Regions from separate parts of the Homo sapiens genome. Here region 2 is linked to region 1. A link is a loop called in an ENCODE intact Hi-C map of the cell type or tissue named here. Cell type or tissue: IMR-90. All regions are shown on one strand. Links, peaks and the distances in the headings refer to the core of each region. The heading gives the core; the rest is flanking DNA.

Region 1 (4,669 bases), core at 1,081-3,580:
TAAGAATTATGTCACATTATTCTGCCTGTCCTCTATCAATGGAACAACAAAGCCTGTTTTCAGGTAATACACTTGTTTTCAGTATACGTTACTAAATATTTTAAGCCCACTGTTGAGACCTGCTACTCAGAAAAAAATTATTTCTTTCTAAATATTATTGTTCATTGACAATGTGCCAAGTCACTCTGGTGCTGTGATGGAGATATACAAGGAGATTAAGGTTTCATGCCTGCAAACACAACATCCATTCTGCAGCCCATGGATCAAGAAGTAATTTTAACTTTTAAGCCTGATTATTTAACAAATACATTTCATAAGGCCACAACTGCCATTGATAGTAATTCCTCTCATGGACCTGGGCAAAGTAAATTTAAAACCTTCTGAAAGGATTCACCTTTCTAGATGCTACCAAGAACATCTCTGATTCATGGGGAGGATGTAAGAATATCAACATTAACAGGAGTATGGAAGAAGTTGATTCCAACTCTCTTGGATGACTTTGAGGGGTTCAAGACTTCAGTGTATGAAGTAACTGCAGGTGTGGTTGAAATAGCAAAAGAACTAGAATTAGTAGTAAATCCTGAAGATGTGACTGACTTGCTGCAATCTCAAAACTAACAGATGAGGAGTTGTTTCTTATGGATGAACAAGGAAAATGGTTTCTTGAGATGGAATATACTCCTGGTGAAGAGGCTGTAAACACTGTCCAAATGACAACAAATGATTTAGAATATAACATAAACTTAGTTAATAAAACAGTGGCAGGATTCGAGAGGATTGACTCCAATTTTGAAAGAAATTCTACTGTGATTAAAAGGCTATCAAAGAGTATCACATGCTACAGAGAAATCCTCTGTGAAAAGAAGAGTCAATTGATGTGGCAAACTTCATTGCTGTCTTATTTTAAGAAATTGCACCAGCCACCCTAGCCTTCAGCAACTACCACCATCAAGGCAAGGCCCTCAACGAGCAAGATTACAACTCGCTGAAGGCTCAGATGATCATTAGCATGTTTTTTAGCAATGAACCATTTTTTAAATTAACATATATAATTGGTTTTTAGACATAATGCTCTTGCACATATAATGGACTATAGTATAGTATAAACATAACTTTTATATGCACTGGGAAACCAAAAAATTTGTGTGACTCATTTTATTATTTGTTTTCTCGCGGGGGTCGGGAATCAAACCCACAATAACTCTGAGGTATGCCTGTAAATAATATATAATGTATATATGCATGTGTGGGTGTAAGTGTGCATGCATGTGCATGTGTGTGTGTGTGTGTAACTCCAAGGACAAAGATGTGAAGCACTTACACCAATCTATTAACAGGGAGAAGAAAGACAGGAAGGTAATGGAATCTTCTACCTCTTACTCTATATGCTTCTGTACCATTTAAATGTATTACTATAAAGCATTTTTATATTTGTTGTGGAATTAGAAAAACAAAAACATTAGTATATATAACATTGTAAACCCTTAACTCTACCGCTGTAACTCAGTTATAATATTTTTAGTATTCTTTTCTAGCTTTATTAAATATTTCTATTTTTAGTTAGATATTTTATATCTTCTTAGACATCATGTTTTCATATTACTACATGTTAAAATAATTATAATATTCCATATTCTGAATGAGCCATAGCTTCAACTTTTCTTCAATTGTTGACTATTAAACAATCTTATGAAGATACCATCCATATTACATTTTTCATGTTTTAAATTCTTTTCTTGCAAGAAAATTCTTGAAATTGGATTATGGAATCAAAGGATATGAACAATTGTTCTGATGCATCTCAGTCTTCCAGTGAATGTGCAGGCCCATGTAACATGGACAGTCTTCTGTGTTCTACCTAAACATATATTTCCCACGGTGCTCCACAATGTTAATTCTGCAGAAACTACCACTCTGCTGTTTGCAAATGTTACTCGTGCACTCTTTCTTTTCCAAAAATGCCTTCAACACCTTTAAGGGGATAATGTTTTCTGAGAAACAACGAAAACCTTATTCAGTGCCTCCATATATTCTAAAGCATTAACCAAACGTAAGAAAAAAGATATCAGAACTTTGCCTTCTTGTCATGGCCATGTTATTATTTTAACAGCTAAAAATCAAGGTTAGTTGAACCAAAAAAATAGTTAAACTAGAATTGTAAGAATAAGTATTTTCCCTGTGGACTCAATTTTAATTTGAATGGAGAAAATGCTACCTTGAACAGTTGCAAGTAGGTACATTAGGAAACTGCAATGAGCCTATGTTGTCGACAGGTGGCGGAAGAGGACCACATCAAAACCCTGCGGCCGGCACACTAGTTCCTTTTTGCCCCTTTGAAAGCTGTAGCTGTGGACTCCATGAGGACTTCAAAGTAATTAAAGCGGCTGCCTTTCACCTTTTCAAGAGTTTGTTTCATCTGATGTATCTAGGAAGAGAGGGGCTTCCTTTGGGGTCCCAGTGGTCCCTTGGAAGCTCTCCCTTGAGTCTTCACACAGATACCCCCTCCACCCTGTAGCGTCCTGTTCACCCCACTGCCTTGCAGGCTGATGTGCGGCACGCTTCACCGAAGCTTTTGGGTATTTAAGGACACTACAGAGCAGAAGGTTAAAAATTAAAGTTTTATGCTAAGTATGACTTCCTCTTATTTTGGTGAAAAACTAACCTTCCTTCCTTCCTTCCTTCCTCCCTCCCTCCCTCCCTCCCTTCCTTCCTTCCTTCCTCCCTCCCTCCCTCCCTCCCTTCCTACCTTCCTCCCTCCCTTCCCTTCCTTCCCTTCCTTCCTGAATGAGATGGAAGATCTCACTATGTCTCCCAGGCTGGCATCAAACTCCTGGGCTCTATCAGTGTTCCCACCTCACCCTCCCTAGTAGCTGGGACTACAAGCATGCCCCACCACACCCATCTCTAAGGCTCCCTTCACAGGAGGGTGCTTTGGGATGCACACAACTCCTAATCATTATTTCCTGCTCTCAAATCCAGGCCTCTTTATAGGGAGAGGGAAAAAAATGTATCTCTCCTTCCTATCTCACCCAGGCATTCTTCACCCAAGATTTAGGAGACCTCTTCCACTCAAAGGAACTCATCCTAGGACCTCATAGGAACTCATCCTAGGACCATGCCTGTTCCTAGGCAGTGCATTTCCAAATGAAATATTCACACTAATAATTCCTCAATGGCTTCATAGATGCAATCAGCCACCACCTGTATCACTGCAAGACCCCGGGGTCCATGGCTGAGAGGGAGGGAGCCCTGCTGGCTTTGGACTTCAAGGCCTCCTGGCATCCAGGGCAGGCAGGTACACTCTTAGTATGGCTGTCTTAGAGATCTTCCCATGGCTAAACATGCAGGTGAAGGTGGACTCAAACCCACAGACCTTTGAGCAATAAATGTTTATTTTCCCAGAAAGTTGTCTCCATTTTTAGGAAGGAAGGGATATTTTCCTAACTTGCCAAGCAGAGGAGTTCAAACGTCACTTTATTAGGCAAAGCAATGTTATTTCTTGTGTTTTGAAGTCACTTCTCCCCAACCACCCCCCGAGCCGTTTTTTTTTTTTTTTTTTTTCAAATTATGCATCTTTAGGCCAACCAGGAATAGGAAAGGGGCCTATGTCTAAGACATTCATTTCTTAATGAACATTCCCTTCAGTACACAAAAGCTAGACTCCCTTAACTTTGAAATGCCATGTTGTAGGGGGTAGGTTCTTAGGGTCCTCCTCAGCCTCAGCCTGTGGGCAGGTGGGAGTTGGGTAGTTTTGTTCTTTCACTTACATAACTAAAAAACCAAGATGGGAGGACTGGACGCTCTGTGTAACCACAGATATCACGCCATTGAAGGGTGCAGTCCGAATGAGAGAGTCTCATGTGTTAATAATTATCTGCTACTCACAAAATGGTAGCCCTGCCCAGTAATCCAGCTAAGGAGCTAAAAAGAGAATTTTTCATTTTTGAGGCATGGACCTACCCCATCTGGACCTGTGGAGAGCCTGTTTCCATTAAAACAGCATTTACCAACCTGGTCATTTCAGTAGCTGTGATTGGCTCAGGTGAATGAAACTTAGCAGTAAAAATTTTCATTTATCTCTTTTGCATGGAAAAACCTTTAAGACTGGGGTAAATGTGCTTCCACAAAATAGGTCAAGTAAATTCTTATAAGGCCAAGCAATGAAGCAATGTTTCCAGGGGCCTCAGGCCAATAGTTCTGTAGGAAAAAAAAATGAAAATATCAGTGGCCTCGCAAGCCAGGAACAAACATTTTGTTGCCCTCTGGGTAGATAGATGTTATTAAGCATTAAGTTCAACTAGACATTTGGGACTCAATGATTAGGGCATTTGTGACCATTGCAACAGTGAGTCCCAGCTGCCCGAACCCCACCAGCTAAAGTATCCACAGCTCTGGTGCATCTCTGTAGAACTTACAGTGAATTCTGGAAATGGTACATGCCTAATAATAATTATGTTATCATTGTACACTTTTTTTTTTTTTACAAAGTGTTTATGAAGACAGACATGCTTCAATAACATTACCTAGGAAATGTAGCATTTGCGTTCCCGCCCAGAAGAGAACTATTTTGAGCTTGGTTGGGTCCCATCTGGAATTGACTTTTCCCATTAAAAGGACAAAATACTAAACTTTACTCTTATTTCTCGCTAGTGACTTGGGGCAGAAAAGA
Region 2 (4,669 bases), core at 1,394-3,893, 160 kb after region 1:
AGGGGGGAAAATACCCTGACTTGTATTAAACGATTTCTTCTTTGGAAAGAACCATTCCTTTTCATTGGCCTGAAAGAGCAATGCAAGTGTCTCATGGGTGGGGGTGAGGATACCCACCCCCAATGCCTGTCAAGCTCTAGGCTTCACTGTTTCCCTGGATGAGGTTAAAAGGACCCAGCCGAGATATCTGAGTGCTCTGCTCAGTGAAGTTTTGGGGATAAAGAATCCTGCCTAAGGGATAGTAAGAACCTAAAAGGAAGTGAACAGCATTATAAGAGAGAGAATGGGCGCAAGCAGAAATTAACTACCCAAGAATGAAGACTTTGGTGACCACACAGGAGCAGTGATTGGAGAGGCGGTGTGAAGACCTTTAGACTAAGCTCTAGGAGACCTGGTGTGGGCTTTTTATTTGGTTATATGACCTTAATCTCTGGGATTTGGACCAGGCAATCCAATACACAGTGTGTCGTGGTTGTTTAGATCTGTGCTGCCTGGTCCCTCAGTCACACATGTACCTGTTCTCTGGAGGTACTCTGTGGGAGGAACTGTGGGGTCTACAAAGTCACCCAGGACAGATCCCAATTGCCAGAGCTTCCAGTCTAATGCAGTCAGTTCAGGCCTGTGTTGGCCCTTCACCTTCCATACTCCACACGTTCTGCTCCCTTCCTAAGGAAGCTCCCTCAAGGGGAGATGCAGCCCACTGTGCCCTCTTCATTCCTGTTTAGAGCTTCAGTCCTAAATCCACAGCGGTGAGTGGGGCAACCTCATGGAATCTCTAAAGGCAGCAGCTTGGGGAGCCACTCCATGCTTCTTTCTGGTCTCTGCTCTGTATGTGCACATACACACACACACACACACACACACACACTCAAGTCATGCCCACAGTCATGCCCAAACCTCAGCAAGATACCCCTCAGCCCAATAGGGTAAGTTGGGGGTGGGAGTGGAATGTGCTGTAGTAAAAAGAGCACTTGATTTGGAATCACATCTGACTTTCAACACTAGCTTCATCTTTGTGATCATCAGGAAGTTACTTGTTCATCTTCTCAGAGTATCAGTAGTCTTATCTTTTAAGTGGAGGCAGCTATGGGAAAGAGATGACAGGCTTCAGTGGGATAATATCTATAAAGTACCTAACATCATCTGCCTCATCTCTCTTTTCATCCTCTTCCTCCTCCCTCTCATAAAAGGTTATATGTCACTTACAACAGTGCCATTCCTGAGTCAGGAAGGTGATGGGAGTGGGAAGGTGGGGAAATACAGTTGGCTTCTCTCCAGGGTGGATGTCAGGCCCTTCTCCCTCCAGATTCGTCCTATGAGACCATTAGTACTGTGCTAATCCGTAGTAGCGCTTTACTCAGTTCTCCCCAAACTTCTACTGCATATTTGTACTTCTTTCCAGGTCTCTTTCTCCAGACTCCAGTAAATAGAGAAATGTTTGGAACCATCCATCTCTACACAAATAGTCATGATACAAGGTGGAAGGTGTAGGCATCTGGAGAGTAAACTAAGGTGCTATAAAAGCTCTGAAATGAAAGGGCAAAAAAAAAAGGGGGGGGGCAAGGGATCTTGGAAAAATGGATGCAGATTAAGGTATTTAAACTGGATCCTAATGAATAGATGTGGCCATTTGGAAATGAGCAAAAGCTATGTGGTTGCAGATAAGTTGCAGGGTGGGGTTGGCAAGGGAAATAAAAGGATCAATGTAAGAGTGAAGGGGTGCTTCAGAATGACTGGGTGATCCATCTTTCATTCAATATGTAGCTATGGAGTGCCTGCTCTGTGCTGGGGACAGCTTATATCAGACAGAGATGGTCCCTGCCCTATGAACTCACAGTCTAGTAAAGGCATGCTCTTGGGCGTTCTTTCTGGGGATCAAGCCGATTTTGCCCTTTCTGTTGTATTCCTAGGTGAGTTATGACACAGTTTATCAGGCGATGGTTCTGGCTGCTTGTATTCCAGCCCGAGGATGCAGTGCCCAGACCACGACTGGATGTGGGTGTTTCCCATGTTGACATGTCTCCTAGGATGTTCCCTTTCGGCTAATGTCTCAGCTCACTGATTATTACTGATCCTTTCACAAGGTGACTGAATCTCAAGTGGTGTGGGAGGGAGTGGATGTGTCTTGTGGTACTATTCTAGTTAACATATTCTAAATACACAATTTATTCATTATGATCACTTAACAGATGAGGAGACTGAGGCATAGCAGGGAATCCCTATGTAAGGATGGAGACTGAGTCAGGACCTTTTCCCTGGGTCCTTGTCGACTCCCAGTTCCATACAGTTTCCACTCCAAAAGGCCCTTTTTTGGGAATGTCTGTCTATCAGGCAGACCCATGCTTTCCCCACAGGAAACCTTTATCATTCAAATCCACCAGAACAAAATAAAAAACAATTCTCTTTCTGCCATCTTTATGAGAGCTGTGTCCAAAGCAGCCCCGGTAGAGAGAGTGCCCTACAAAGCAGCCCTCTTCAGCGGGGCTTTCCAGCACAACCCTTGCCGTGGGCAGCCAACCTCACCCTCACACCGCCCCCACCCCATACACCACCGCCTCATTTTTTTCAATGCACAGCCCAGCTTGTATGAAAGATCCCAAAAGGTTAGCTGAAAGGGCCTTTCCTTGCCTCGGCTCCTTTCCTCTGCCCTCTCCCTCCAGCGCGCTGGATCCACCGGGCTCGCTCCCCGGCGCGATTCCACGGGTCACTCCAAAGCTGCCGCGCCAGCTCTTGCAAAGGAGCCTGGCGTGCCGGCGATCAGCTGGAAGCAGGCACCGAAGCGCAGCCTCCTGGAGTTGGGCTGAAGTAGCTGTCAAGCAGCTGTCTCCACCCGCCCTCCCCTCCCAGCACAAGTGACGCCGCCGGCCCCCGCGCCGCGCCTCCCCCTCCTCACGGCTCCCGCCCCTCCGCCCGCTCCGCCGCTCTAGCTCCGCGCTCCGCCACCCTCGCGCCCGCCAGCCCCGCAACTTCACCCCGCGCGCCGCAGCTGCTGCGAGCGGACGCGGCAGGGCAGCCGGCGCTGGGGACAGCTCGCGTCCACCCGACTTCCTCCCGGGGTCCCCTTCACCCAAGTGAGCCAGCTCAGGCTGTCTGCAAAGCCGGAGGTGCGGGCAGCTCCGGGCATTGCATTGGTGCGGAGGCTTTTATATGCCAGAGAACCCTGAGTGTGCCCCTGACATGACAAGGAGCCGTCGTCGTTAGGTAGGTTCACCTTTTCATTTCTCCTTTTTTGCTTCTGATTTTGCGTACAACGCGGTGAGGTCTGTGTGGGGAGGGGTGTCCTCGACTTGAATGAGCGTTGAATGCTAAGCAGCCGTTGAAACTGGAGCGTCCTCAGCTTCCACCACCCTGGTGGGTTCGGGCATCTGAAGCCCACAGGGTACGGTCGGGAAGTTGCTGAGCGAAAGGGGCACGCGCACTTTTTGCAAGCAGAACTGAAGGATGCCCTGGGGAGTGGAGGAACGGGCCAAGGTTAGAGGGGCCCACAGCATTGCCCGGGGTTGGGACATTTCTGGGGCGAGGAAGCGCCGGGCCCCGGGAGTCAGGGAGGGGTGTGTGTGCGAGCGCCCCCAGATGGGAGTCCTGGGTGGCCCCCTGGCACGGAACGACTTCGGCACTCGCAGAGCCTATGGGGAATCCAGCTCAGGGCTGGGATGGCAGTCTCAAGGGTCTTCATTTGCCCCCGGGCTGCCCGTTTGAGCTGGACTATGAACCAGCTCGTTCCTCACCGTGTCTGAATTCCAAATTGGCCAGGTGGAATGGGAGGATGAGAATTGGGAAGAGGGGCAAGAAAGGAAAAAATGTGTTGCTTTGATGCCGATCTGTGTCTGGAAAGATGGGGGGAGGGGATGCACCTGAGGACAGGAGCACCCTAGCAGGAGTCCGTGGCATGGGAGGGGGCTGGTCAAGCGGAGCATGTGCAGCTCTCTTGCCCGAGACGATAACCTTCTAGCTCCCTCTTACAGGGCAGTGGGCAGCAGATAGAGACCCCTCACGTTCGAAGGGAGTAGGTGCATTTTGAAATTAGATAAGCAGAAGTCATCAGGTGCTAAGGTGGCAGAGGCGCTGTGAGAAGTGACAGCTCCCTGGAGAGCGAGAGAGCAAGTGGAAAAGCAGGAGAACCGGGCTGATTCTGCTGGGATGGGGGTGGCGCAGAGTGAGATTGGTAGGCTCGTAGGTCCCTGTCTTGGAGATACCTACATGTTGCTTGAGTGACTGAGGAAAAATGTTCAAGCTTTTAATCTGGGAAAACAGTTATGATAAAATATATGTTGGGGCTGTTTCCTCCCTGCTCCCCACTTCCTACCCTCTTACGTCCACACGCTTGGTAGAAGGTCTAGGATTGTGACTAATCACTGCCCCCATTCTGAAGAAATTGTACTTGGCCATCTCTATGGGACTGGGCATCCTGTGTGAGCGTCTGCTCGATTGTTAGCTGACACACAATCATTTCTTCCCTTTTGTTTTCTATCGGGTCTGTCTTGCTCTGAGAGTGTACCCACCTCCTTCCCTCCCCTACCCGGGTATTCCCACTCACTCAATTCCCCTCTTCCCCTTGCTCCTCCAGCCATTTTGGACCAGCCTCTGAGCTTGCCCACTCACACCATCTACTTTCCTCAAATTGTATTTTAGCTGCTGTCACAAGCAGGGGATGTCAGCCACGAACTCT

The links. A loop is a pair of places that touch in the nucleus more often than their neighbours do. Peaks named below come from ENCODE experiments on the same cell type or tissue, not always from the same donor. Only the 100,000 strongest peaks of a DNase experiment are listed, where the experiment ranks them.
Region 2: it touches region 1 in a loop (2.4-fold over the local background); 4 of 110 quality-filtered maps call a loop at or near these places.

Annotation. Positions count from the first base shown.
Region 1 is chr6:25,068,565-25,073,233 of GRCh38, reverse strand. No RefSeq gene overlaps it. Among named protein-coding and RNA genes, the nearest start is that of RIPOR2, 130 kb to the right of the region's middle. In IMR-90, for the core only: a CTCF peak has its summit at 2,268; a DNase peak (open chromatin) is centred at 2,293; H3K27ac peaks cover 215 bases.
Region 2 is chr6:24,909,350-24,914,018 of GRCh38, reverse strand. All of the region lies in intron 1 of RIPOR2 (RHO family interacting cell polarization regulator 2), which reads left to right. Among named protein-coding and RNA genes, the nearest start is that of RIPOR2, 24 kb to the left of the region's middle. In IMR-90, for the core only: no CTCF peak of the experiment used is centred there; a DNase peak (open chromatin) is centred at 2,778; H3K4me3 peaks cover 1,931 bases; H3K27ac peaks cover 1,299 bases.